Linked DNA regions of Mus musculus: region 2 is linked to region 1. The links are chromatin loops, found by intact Hi-C in ENCODE. Cell type or tissue: gastrocnemius. All regions are shown on one strand. Links, peaks and the distances in the headings refer to the core of each region. The heading gives the core; the rest is flanking DNA.

Region 1 (5,372 bases), core at 266-5,265:
ACGACGAGTGTTGACCATCCACTTGTCATCTTTCACACTGAAAACACTCCCAATGAGAGTTATCTGTAGACTAAGTCCTCCCATACCCCACACAGGCAGGGGTGGGCGGTCATAGCTCCTTTGTATTAAGAGGACACAGGCCAATAATGAAGCCTAAGCTCTACAGGGGGCCACACACTCTGAGAACATGGTCCATGCACAATCTACCTAAAAAGTTCCTCCTTCTCGGACAGAAAGACTGGCTGGCTGGAGTGTTACTAGCTTACCTCCTGTTCTTCAGCCTTCTGCCCCTGTGAGGGCTCCTCCTCACCATCAAATGTTGGAGGGATGCTGTTGTTGATGTTGAAAGTGACCGTGATCCTAGAACGGCAAGTAGAAGCACACTAAGGTACACTATTAGCACAGGAAGAGGGAGGCCTGCTGCGGTAGGGCAGGTGCGAAGGCACGCTAAAACAATGTCTCCATCCTAGCGAGCTGCACCAGGACTTAAACAGAACTTAAAACCAGCCTGGGTGCCTAAACCAACACGGCCATTAAACACCTTCTGAAGTGTTCATACAAAGTGCTACAAATTAAATGACTACAGCTGTGGATGTAGCTGCCAGGCTGGTGTCCCGGGGGTCTTTCCAGGGAAGCCATCTGCTCCAGGAAGCCTCACACGTGCTGCAGAGCAGATTCACTTTGCATAGTCACAAACTAGGAACTGAAACACCTAGTGGCTCTTCCCCCTTCTGGGGGATTCTGGAGCTCAAACAAGTACTCTGTGCGTGCCTGGCCGAAGTTCACGGCTGCACCCTGGCCCATGTGAGATGGTCAGAATTCTTATGTGACAGCACATGTTCTGAAATCAGATAAAATTCCTTTGCCTCCACACCTGCAAGCAGAAGTTCCAGGGCTACACTGATTCAGCAGGGCCAACTAACCCAAGCAAGAGGGTACTGGGTGCTGCTTCCCGGAGTTCATCTGGGCAATGCCTTGCTGCCACTTTGCCACCAAAAAAAGAATGGCAAGATGAAACCAGAAAGCATGTACAACCTGTGACAGCCCAGACTAAGCTGAGCCGGGTCAGTCAGTCTCCCTCTCTTGGCTTTTCAAGAGAGAGTTTCTTTGTGTAGCCTTGGCTGTTCTGGTACTTGCTCATAGACCAGGCTGGTTTGAACTCACAGAAATCCACCTACTCCGGCCTCCCAGGGTGATAGCATTATAGGCGAGCCCCTCCCTCCACTGCTCAGCCTGGCCTTGAACTTTCTTTCTTTTTTGGCTTTTCAAGACAGGGTTTCTCTGAATAGCCCTGGCTGTCTTGGAACTCACTTTGTAGACCAGGCTGGCCTTGAACTCAGAAATCTGCCTGCCTCTGCCTGGCTGGGATTAAAGGCGTGCGCCACCACGCCCGGCTAGCCTTGAACTTTCTAATCTACACACACACACACCTACCACTAGGCTTATAGGCCCCACTGGATAAAACTGCTTTCTTGTACACTGTGTTCCTAAAGCACCAGGGATGGATCCTGGGGCCTCACGCATGCTAGAGAAGCACTCAAGAGTCCAAGTAGACTTCTCTAAGGAAGGCCGTGGGCGACTGTGTAACACAGAACAGCACAAACAAGGGCTTAACGGTCTTAAGGGTGTGTGGTAGCACGTGCCTACAACCTCAGCACACAGGTGTCTGAAGGACCAAGAGTCAGAGGCTGGTCTGTGCTCTACAGCAGCAACACAGAGACCCTGTCTCAGAAATGATCGGTTTAGGAAAGCGAGAGCTAAGCTTGGCTAAGAACCTTCTACCTTTGTCTGATGGCCTTTCTACACTCTAACTTCTTCCTTAAAAGTTACATACCTTGCATTTTTAACTACTACAAACACAAGCCAGATGGGAGTTCTAAACAAATGAATTTATCAGTACTATTAAACATTAAAAAAAAAAAAAGTCCCAGCCCTTAGGTCCAGACTGGGCACAGCATCCCTCATTAGTAAGCCAGTGACTGCGCTTGTGGCTCCCAGACTCCCCTCTACACACCCTGGAGCTGCTTCAGGCCTCCTTAATAACCAAGCCCAGAAGTCTGTATTCATTCAGAGAATGCACTCCCTGGAACCTAAGAACTTTTCCAAGTAAATGCTTTCTTAAAAGCCATTTTATTGGCCAGCTGTGGTGGCGCACACCTTTAATCCCAGCACTCGGGAGGCAGAGGCAGGCGGATTTCTGAGTTCGAGGCCAGCCTGGTCTACAGAGTGAGTTCCAAGATAGCCAGGGCTACACAGAGAAACCCTTCCTCGGAAAAAAAAAAAAAACAAACAAACCCAAAAAAGAAAAGCCATTTTATCAAAGTACTGGGCCTAAGCTGAGGCTCTCCTGGGGATGGCCAGGACAGGGTGCTGTAGTCAGGGATTCCCGACTTGAGAACCCAGAATACAAGCCCTGGGCCACTTACTTTTCTCCGGCAACTTTGCGCAATAATTTAGCCTCCGTGCCGTTCACCTCCAGCTCCCAATCTCCAGACATCTTGGGAAGGGACTTGTGTTTCTGGATCTTCTTTTCTTCCTTAATTTCATCAGTCAAGAATTCAACGAAGGCCTTGTCTCCTAAAAGAAAAGCCAAGATGACCCAAAGGGAGAAAAGCCGGTTACCGATAGACCGGACTGTATCCATTCTTACGACACTAGCCCAAATCACTCCTTAAAACGTCCGTTTCTCACTCTATAAAAAGAGCAGGATATACTTACTGAGCTGAACTGATATTTATCATGAGATGGTTATTTCTTATCATGGACTCACTACTATTACTTCCCATATTAAACAAAAGAATTCCCAATTATCCTCTTTCTGGTTCCAAAAGACATAACCAACAACCACACTTTGAAACCACGACCCTACGGACTTTGCTAAGCCACATTTCCAAGACGCGAGAAGGGGGGGGAAGCTTTCGATCACGAGGGTCTGTTCCAAGCTGGGTGGCCGCACTCCGACTAGGGTGCGTGAACCTTACCTTCCGTGTGCAGAGCGCCACAGCCGCACGCGCAGGGAACCGGGGGCTGCAGGAGGCCAGAGCGCCGAGCCGAGCCGGCCCGTACGCTGAGCAAACCGAAGGGCCGGAGGCATGGCCGGGGCGCGGGCTGCAGGAGATGCCGAAGCGGCTGGGCCGGGATGGCGGTTCGGAGGCCGGAGGCGGCGGCGCCGAGGGCGCGGGGCACGCAACGCAGCAGAGGGAGCATCGCGGGGCGGACACGTGCAGAGGGAAGGACGACCGGGCCAAGGCACCGTGTGACCTCGCGCGCTGCCGGAAGCCCCGCCCTCGCCCGGGGAAGCGCTTTCCACCCCAGAGGACTGCAGTCATCCGGGCCGGACCGCGCCCTCTGCTGGGAGCCGCCAGTGCAGTCGGGGAGGCCTTGACTCAGCTACCTTGACCACCATGTCTCCCTTGCTGCCCACTCTCCCCAATTCACCTGCTTTTCTCAATCCACACCAAGCTTTGTTACCGCGGAATGCGTTCAGGTTCACCCCAACTCGCGCAAAACCGTATATTCAAAGATCACTTAACGATCTTCTGAAACCGACTAATTCTGGAAAGCCCAGGCTGACCTGCACGCAGTTGCTGTGGAGTGGACATCCTGGCCTCATTAGACATTAGATCCAGAATCCCAAGAACAGGATGAAGGATTTATGTTGGAAACCTTTGCACGCCCTAACAATTCATGGGCCAGTTTTAATGGACCATCGGTTTCCTGGGAGCAGGAATATATGGCTTACATCATAGGCGAGGCCCTTGGTCTTGCGAAGATTATATGCCCCAGTACAGGGGAATGCCAGGGCCAGGAATCGGGAGTGGGTGGGTTGGGGAGCAGGGGGAGGAGGAGGGTTTAGGGGATTTTTGGAGAGGAAACTAGGAAAGGGGATAGCATTTGAAATATCTATTAAAAAAAAAGAATCAAGGATAAGAGGCTGGAGATATGGCTCAGTGATTAAGAGCATTGTTGCTCTTGCAGAAGACTAGAGTTCTAGTTCCAGCATCCACATGCCTGCTCACAACTATCTAACTTCAGTTCCAGGGCAGCAGATACCAAAACACTCAAAGGTATTTAAAAAAAAATCAATCAATCAACCAATCAACAAAACCACTCCCCTCCCCAAACAAAACAAAACAAAACAAAAACCAACCAAATCACTCACACACACCCCAAAACAAACAACAAAAGCCCTGCTCATGCATTATAGTCCCAGCATCAGGGAGGTAGGCAAACAACTGAGTTTGAGACCTGCCTGGTCTACACAGCAGGTTCCAGAACAGTCAGGGTCACATGAAAAAGACTTCTCAAAAAAAAAAAAAAACAAAAGTAAATGCTGGATACCAAGACTTATCGAATGAATGGCAGTAAGAATAATGTTTAATATTCTAAACAGCATTCTTTAAATAAGGGAAAGGAGGCCCAACAAAAGAGGCCACACAGATCATTATACAAGATTCAGTTTTTATGGATTTGATAGTCAAAAGCAAATTTCGAGCATTATATACTAGAACTGTTCTTTTATGTTTGAGACCAGAGAGAACAGAGCACATGTCCAAATCCGCTTGTCAGTTTTCTACACTACAGCAGTCTATAGAGAATTGTTTCCCCACCGGTATAGTCTAGTTTATGTGCTCAAGGAATGGCATCTTAGATGCGCGGCCACAGTTCCAAACAGACCCTGGTAGCTGGAGCACAAGGATTTGTGCCACAGTAAATACTTTGCTGTTTTGGAATCCTGTTATAAGAGATGCAAATGTTCTCACAGGGATCCTGGTAATGGAACTGGTGCCCCGGGTGTCGCAGGCCACGGTTACCAAGAAGATAAACCCCTGCAGCACGCAGGGCTGTTGTGGAAGTTCATCTGTCTGTTGGAGGCTATTCTGTCCAGGCTGGAGTCTTCAGGTTGGAGAGTTTGCCAACTTGAAAAGTAGCTCAGGTTGTACTGCAGCAAAACCACAAAACATTTCACTTTCTTAAGAAAGCTTGAAGAGAGCTGTCCCTTTGGCTGAAGATAAGCATTAATTTCTTCGTAGTGATCTGTGGAGTCAGAATGGGGCTCCCACCTCATGTAATCCCTGAGCAGCTGTGTTGAATAGTAATTTTTAAAAAAGCTTAATAAAAAACTAAATATTCTATTAAAATCCCCCCACAATGTTAGAATGATAAACATATTTCTATACAGAAACATTGGGTCCTTAGAAACTGTATCCATCACTCCCTTTTCTGGGAGGTCCCAGTCCTCTGCAGCAGTCCCTCCAGGGTAAGGTCCTAGGCCTCACCCTGGAGCCAGTCACTGCAAGCTACTGTTCCCATGACCCAGAAAAGACCTCGATAGTTTACTGTTAGTTTACAGTGGAACAGAAACTGTTAAT
Region 2 (5,372 bases), core at 152-5,151, 1.2 Mb after region 1:
AAATTAGAGTCTCTGCCGGGCAGTGGTGGCGCACACCTTTAGTCCCAGCACTTGGGAGGCAGAGGTAAGCATATTTCTGAGTTCAAGGCCAGCCTGGTCTACAAAGTGAGTTCCAGGACAGTCAGGGCTACACAGAGAAACCCTGTCTCGAAAAACAAAACAAAACAAAACAAAACAAAAAAGAGTCTCTCTGTGTGGACCTGATTGGCCTGAAATTTGCTACATAACCAGGCTGGCCTCAAACTCATAGAGATCTACCTGACTCTGTTTCTTGAGAGCTGGGATTAAAGGGATGCCAGGCTAAACTTCTGGTTTTTCTGTTGTCTCCTCCTTTGAGAGGCACATCTAGACAGGGCTTACCTGTGTAGAGCTTGCTGCCCTGGAAGTAGCTCTGTAGACTAAGCTGGCCTTGAATTCATGTGCCCACCTCTGCCTCCCAAATGTTGGGATTAAAGGTGTGTGCCAGCTTCTTCTTCTTCTTTTTTTTTTTTTAAGTCAAAGCTATTGAGTTTGATAGTGTCCGTGTTTGTTCTTTTACAGTGAGTTAATGTGTACAATACATTTAGCACAGTGCTCGAAACAAAGAACACTCACTATAAAGAAGGGCAGTACCTCTAAAACTCCCAGAAAACAATACTTCCTACCTTCCTAGATTATAGTTTGGTAGGCATTAAAAATCCAGAAAGACAAGGGCAGTGCTAAGTGACAAGGTTAGACACCAAATTACATTAGAACTATAGTCTGAAACCAGTTGACTGGATCTTAGCTAGCCTGCATGAACAGAAGTGGTGTGTTCTGGCTTATATTACTTAGAGAGTAAGCTGGCTCCCATGAAGACAGTTGTTTGGTTCTGTTTGAAGGGAGTGAGGTAAGAATGGTAGCAGAAATAAATGCAATTCCTAAAATAATCTAAGTTACAGATGACAGTATCTTACATTAACTAAAAGCAGAAAGATTCAAAATATCATTTTCCATTCCCACACAGAGAAAACTGCTCAGTATCAGCACTTTGTATTTATGATAAAGTATACACAGATTTAGGATTATAAAAATTAAACTTACTTTAGATATTTGGCATATTCTGGTTCTTTCCAGTAAAGCAAATACTTAAGATAATTAACAAAAGCTTTGTCTTTGAAGTAACCTCTTTGGGCAAGAACTGAAAGACACAAAGAAACAATCCGTATGTCAACCAACCGCTGGACTACTGATTAGTAATCTCTAAAACAAAGTAGCTCTTAACATCCCTACCAACAGAACACAAGGAATTAAAAACACAAGCCTTTGTTTGCCCAGTTAACTTACAGACCAGAACAAATAAAATCCCATTCAAACACATCGAAGTAATAAATAGTATTACAAACTGCATCTCTTCTCAGAAATTAAGAGCTAGTTGCTTAAGTTAGTGATGTACTTAACTTACAATTAAGGTAGTTTGGGTTGGCTAAACATTGCACAAATTCCAACTCCAACTGAAACCGAAGCCGATTTCCAGCATCATCTAGGAGAAAAGACAAATATCAAAGTGCAGAAGAGACTTTCTTAGAAATTAAAGATATATGTATATGCGTGTGTGTATATATGTGTGTGTGTGTGTGTGTATATATATATATATATATATATATATATATATATATTCACTAAGTAATGAGGCCCTGTTTCCAAAACAAAAATAGTAAAACAAAAAATAGTAAAGAAATCCTTTAAAGTTAATTGAGGAAAAAATAAGTTGAATGGGAATTTACCACCTGCAGGCCACTTTGTTAGCGGAGATCACTGGACAGTCTGTAATAGCTGTGCGGTTCCCTAAGTTGTTATAACCACAACTATCAACTGTGATTACGTTAAGCAAAATCAATGTGCTACACAAAACCGAAGCATGATGCAAAGTGATTAAACAATGGAGAGAAGGCGGTGTCCGCATTAGAATACACAGGTTATCGATATTTCGGGCAAGTTCTTGGGAGTACCTTCAGCACAGACAGTGGAAGGTCTCAGTCCTCTCCCACGGCCCTGCACGGCCCCAAGAGCCAGGGTTGGAGTAGGGGTTTGAGCAACCCAGGAGCAAAGATGTTTTCACAGACCATAGTCTGAGAAGCAGCACAGCCTTCTCCTCCGCCGGTCCCAACTCTAAGGATGCCAAGTTGAACCCGAAAGACAGCGCAGGAAAAGGGAAAAGGGAGGGAATTTCGGGGCGTAGGACCATTCCCTTGGGGTGAAGACTCGGGGTGCAAGTCACAACGTACCTGTCTCCATAGCGACGGCCGCGGCCATAACAATCAGAGTGAGGCGAACACCACCAGCCCCGACCGAACCGCGACTTCGATTGGTGAGAATCCGGAAGCCACGGCTCCTACTTCCGGTCGCGGGGCAGAGTGGGACACGAGGGCGGGGACAACCTCACTTATGGGAAAATTAGCCCCACCTATCTGTGCAGACCCGGCCGGCTGCGCGCGCAGATATCGAGCGGGGCGTGCCGGAGGACTTCTCATTTTTTAGGTCTCAGAGTCCTGCTACCTACCCCGACGTAATACACCACCCTGACGTCACCTTTCCCTGTGTGACGTGACGCAGAGCATGATCCTTGGGCCTCTTTGTCCCACCTGACCAAGGTGTATGGGCAGGATGGCCTCGCCCCTTAGGAGCAAGTCCTCCGCCCCGCGAGTGGAAAGCACCCGCCACAAGGAGACATCGACTGTCCGCGTGGAGACGTCGTCCCACCGCGAGGAAACGTCATCCCACCGCGTGGAGACGTCCTCCCGGCAGGTTCGAACGTCTTCCCGGCAGGTGGAGACCTCCCAGCGCCACCGAGAGGGGCCCTCCCTCACCCCCTCCACGAAGCGACTCCCTCAGTTCCTTGAGGTGTCCTCCCAGCACGTGGAAACCTCCTCGCAGTGCACGGAAACGTCCTCCCGCCACGTCAGGGCGTCGTCATCCCTGAGGGTGGAGACTACTGTGCACCGTGTTGAGAGCCCAGCCAGGCAGAGTGCCAGAATGGCTCGATGAAGTGCCAAAGGTCCTTAGCCAGGACTGAAGAGTTGCCAGCCAGCCATCTTCCAGGAGAACCGAGCATCTTTGGTTTCATGGAAAGAACCCATAAATCAGTGTAAGAAACAGGCTGTGGTTTCTGGGGGCTGTTAACATGTATTGACATTGCAGCACCTTAGACCATCCTGTTGTTGACCCCAGTGTGCTATTAACTTGAAGCCAGCACAGAAGGTTTCAGACTGGTAGTGCAGTATAAACCTGGCTGATGGACAATGAGATTCTTTGAGTCTCTACACCAGGTAAGTTTTATAGTCTTAGGTCACTCTAGGATGTGTTGACGACTTGAAATTTGCAAAGAGGGGCCAAACTTGTCATGATTCTTGACCGCTGGCCTGATCATATACCTGCTTGAAACCTACAGGGCAAGGTATCATCTTTCATACATTATTAATTGGCCTTTATTAATACTTATATTTCATTATACATTTTCTCATGTTGTCATACATAGTATTCCACCCACACTTAAAAAATTAAATCAGGGGGTATAGGAAAAAACAGGACAATTAATAAACAATCAATAAAACCATTAATAATCTTGGAAGGGAAAGTAAAGAAGAAGCCATGACACTTGGCCTGAGGCGTGAGATTGACAGGATGGTAACTGAGTATTACTGCATGCTAGGTAGTAGTTAGAGCATGGCAGCTAGAGCAGTGGAAAAGACTAGGATCTTCCTCTAATGAAGAGACATGCAACAAAGGGGAAAGTAAGACAACATGCTGTTGTATTCCCGCGAAGGAAAGGCTGTCTGTCTTGTGGTAGAGAGTAGGGAACTCTTTAGAGAATATGGTCAGGGAAAGCCTTGCTGATTACATTTGGTCCGAGATTTGTGTGAGTGGACAGTGAGCCATATCAGGATCTAGAGGGAAGTGCATTCTAGACAGAAGGGAAAGTCTACATTTTTTTTAAAAATCAAAGATGTTTATGTAAGAGAAAGATCAGTTAGTATATGAGAGCGTGGTATAAGGAAGAAAACAAAAAGGAGGAAGATGCCACTTCATATAGAGTCTTGGAAATCTTCTGGGATTACAGTAAAGAGCTTGAATTTTATTCTGAGATCATCAAAAGAATTTAGTGCAAGGGAGCAAAGTGCGTATTGCAGTTTACAGTTTAGAACTACCTCTCCATCGAAGTTGCATTGGTAACCGAGTTGGGAATGATTTTGTCTCCAGAAGTGTGTGTGTTTGGGGCAGCGTGGAAGGTGCTCCTGCTTGCCTCAAGTGCCTAGTAGCCAGGGATGCTGCTAACATCTTATGGTGCCCAGGTCAACACCCTGTCCCTCCTCCAACAAAGAATCGCTGTGCTGAGAAAGGCAAGTCATTGGTGAAGTTGAGAAACATTGAGGTTTCTAGCAACTTTGCTAGAGGGTGGTGCACTAAGCAAACCCCTGACTTCTGCATAGCAGAATTGCGGAAAAGCCTGAAAGACAGTCATGGAAGTGTGTTCAGAGCATCTTCCGGTGAGGAACAAAAGCAAGCGTTCTCAGAGGAAGAGGATGTGTTGCTCTGTAAGGAACCCTCTCTCTAGCCTGCTTTAATAATGCATGTGCTACTTGCCACTAGAACAGAAGGCTGCAGATGCTGATTCTGCAGGACTCCTCATGAGTCAGAGCACTTACTACTTCCAGGCACTAATTTAGTCCCAGGGAGTGTACTGGACTGTCCCCGCAGAATGGGGGCGCAGGTCAGAAGAAATGTCATAACTGCTAAAGATGTTGATGTTATAACTACCATCACTACCCCAAGGCTACCTGAATGCCTGTCTGCCTCACAGAACTGCTAGTATCAAAGAATTAGCTAATAGCAAAGAATTGTCAGTTTTTTCCAGTTTACTAATTCTTTTTAATATGGCCAACTGTGCCTTAAATAAACAGATAAAAAAACAAACAAAGCAGTTGCTTCTCTTTGTGTTCCTCATTATCTTCTTGTTGCAAAAGTGGTATGTGTCTAATGTAACAAAATAAATCAACATAACAGTTAATACGATATTATATTTCCTGTCCATTACTAGCCTGGAAATAATGTCAGAGATGTGTTTGTCTGTCCAGACCTTTCTCCATTAGTGACTGCTTCTGTTTCCTCTTTTAGTAGTATTTGGAAGACTGGCTGAATGTGACTCTGGGAAAGCCAGGCGCCTGCTTCTGGATCGTTGATGCTTCAGGAAGGGCGTGGGAAGGATCCTGGTAGATTCCCTGTGGTCCTGGTCTTATTTTTATCTAGGATTCTTCCTCCATATTTCACTTATTCATGTTCCAAGAGAGAGAGAGAGAGAGAGAGAGAGAGAGAGAGAGAGAGAGAATGAATGTAATGAAACACCTTTGCCATAA

Evidence for each region. Peaks named below come from ENCODE experiments on the same cell type or tissue, not always from the same donor. Only the 100,000 strongest peaks of a DNase experiment are listed, where the experiment ranks them.
Region 2: it touches region 1 in a loop (7-fold over the local background); 2 of 42 quality-filtered maps call a loop at or near these places.

The regions. Positions count from the first base shown.
Region 1 is chr11:70,979,744-70,985,115 of GRCm38, forward strand. It overlaps C1qbp (complement component 1, q subcomponent binding protein), which reads right to left and starts at 3,283. Exons shown (of 6, transcript NM_007573.2): 1 at 2,982-3,283; 2 at 2,427-2,577; 3 at 267-360. The coding sequence starts at 3,207. It overlaps Dhx33 (DEAH (Asp-Glu-Ala-His) box polypeptide 33), which reads right to left. Exons shown (of 12, transcript NM_178367.4): 12 at 4,348-5,372. In gastrocnemius, for the core only: a CTCF peak has its summit at 3,359 (motif pointing left); a DNase peak (open chromatin) is centred at 3,304; H3K4me3 peaks cover 1,748 bases; H3K27ac peaks cover 1,488 bases.
Region 2 is chr11:72,212,715-72,218,086 of GRCm38, forward strand. It overlaps Med31 (mediator complex subunit 31), which reads right to left and starts at 2,878. Exons shown (of 4, transcript NM_026068.2): 1 at 2,247-2,878; 2 at 1,424-1,501; 3 at 1,063-1,159. The coding sequence starts at 2,274. 4930563E22Rik (RIKEN cDNA 4930563E22 gene) reads left to right here and starts at 2,424. Exons shown (of 1, transcript NM_001163728.1): 1 at 2,424-5,372. The coding sequence starts at 2,617. The coding sequence ends at 3,006. In gastrocnemius, for the core only: CTCF peaks have their summits at 2,444 and 2,648; DNase peaks (open chromatin) are centred at 2,413 and 2,946; H3K4me3 peaks cover 1,995 bases; H3K27ac peaks cover 1,680 bases.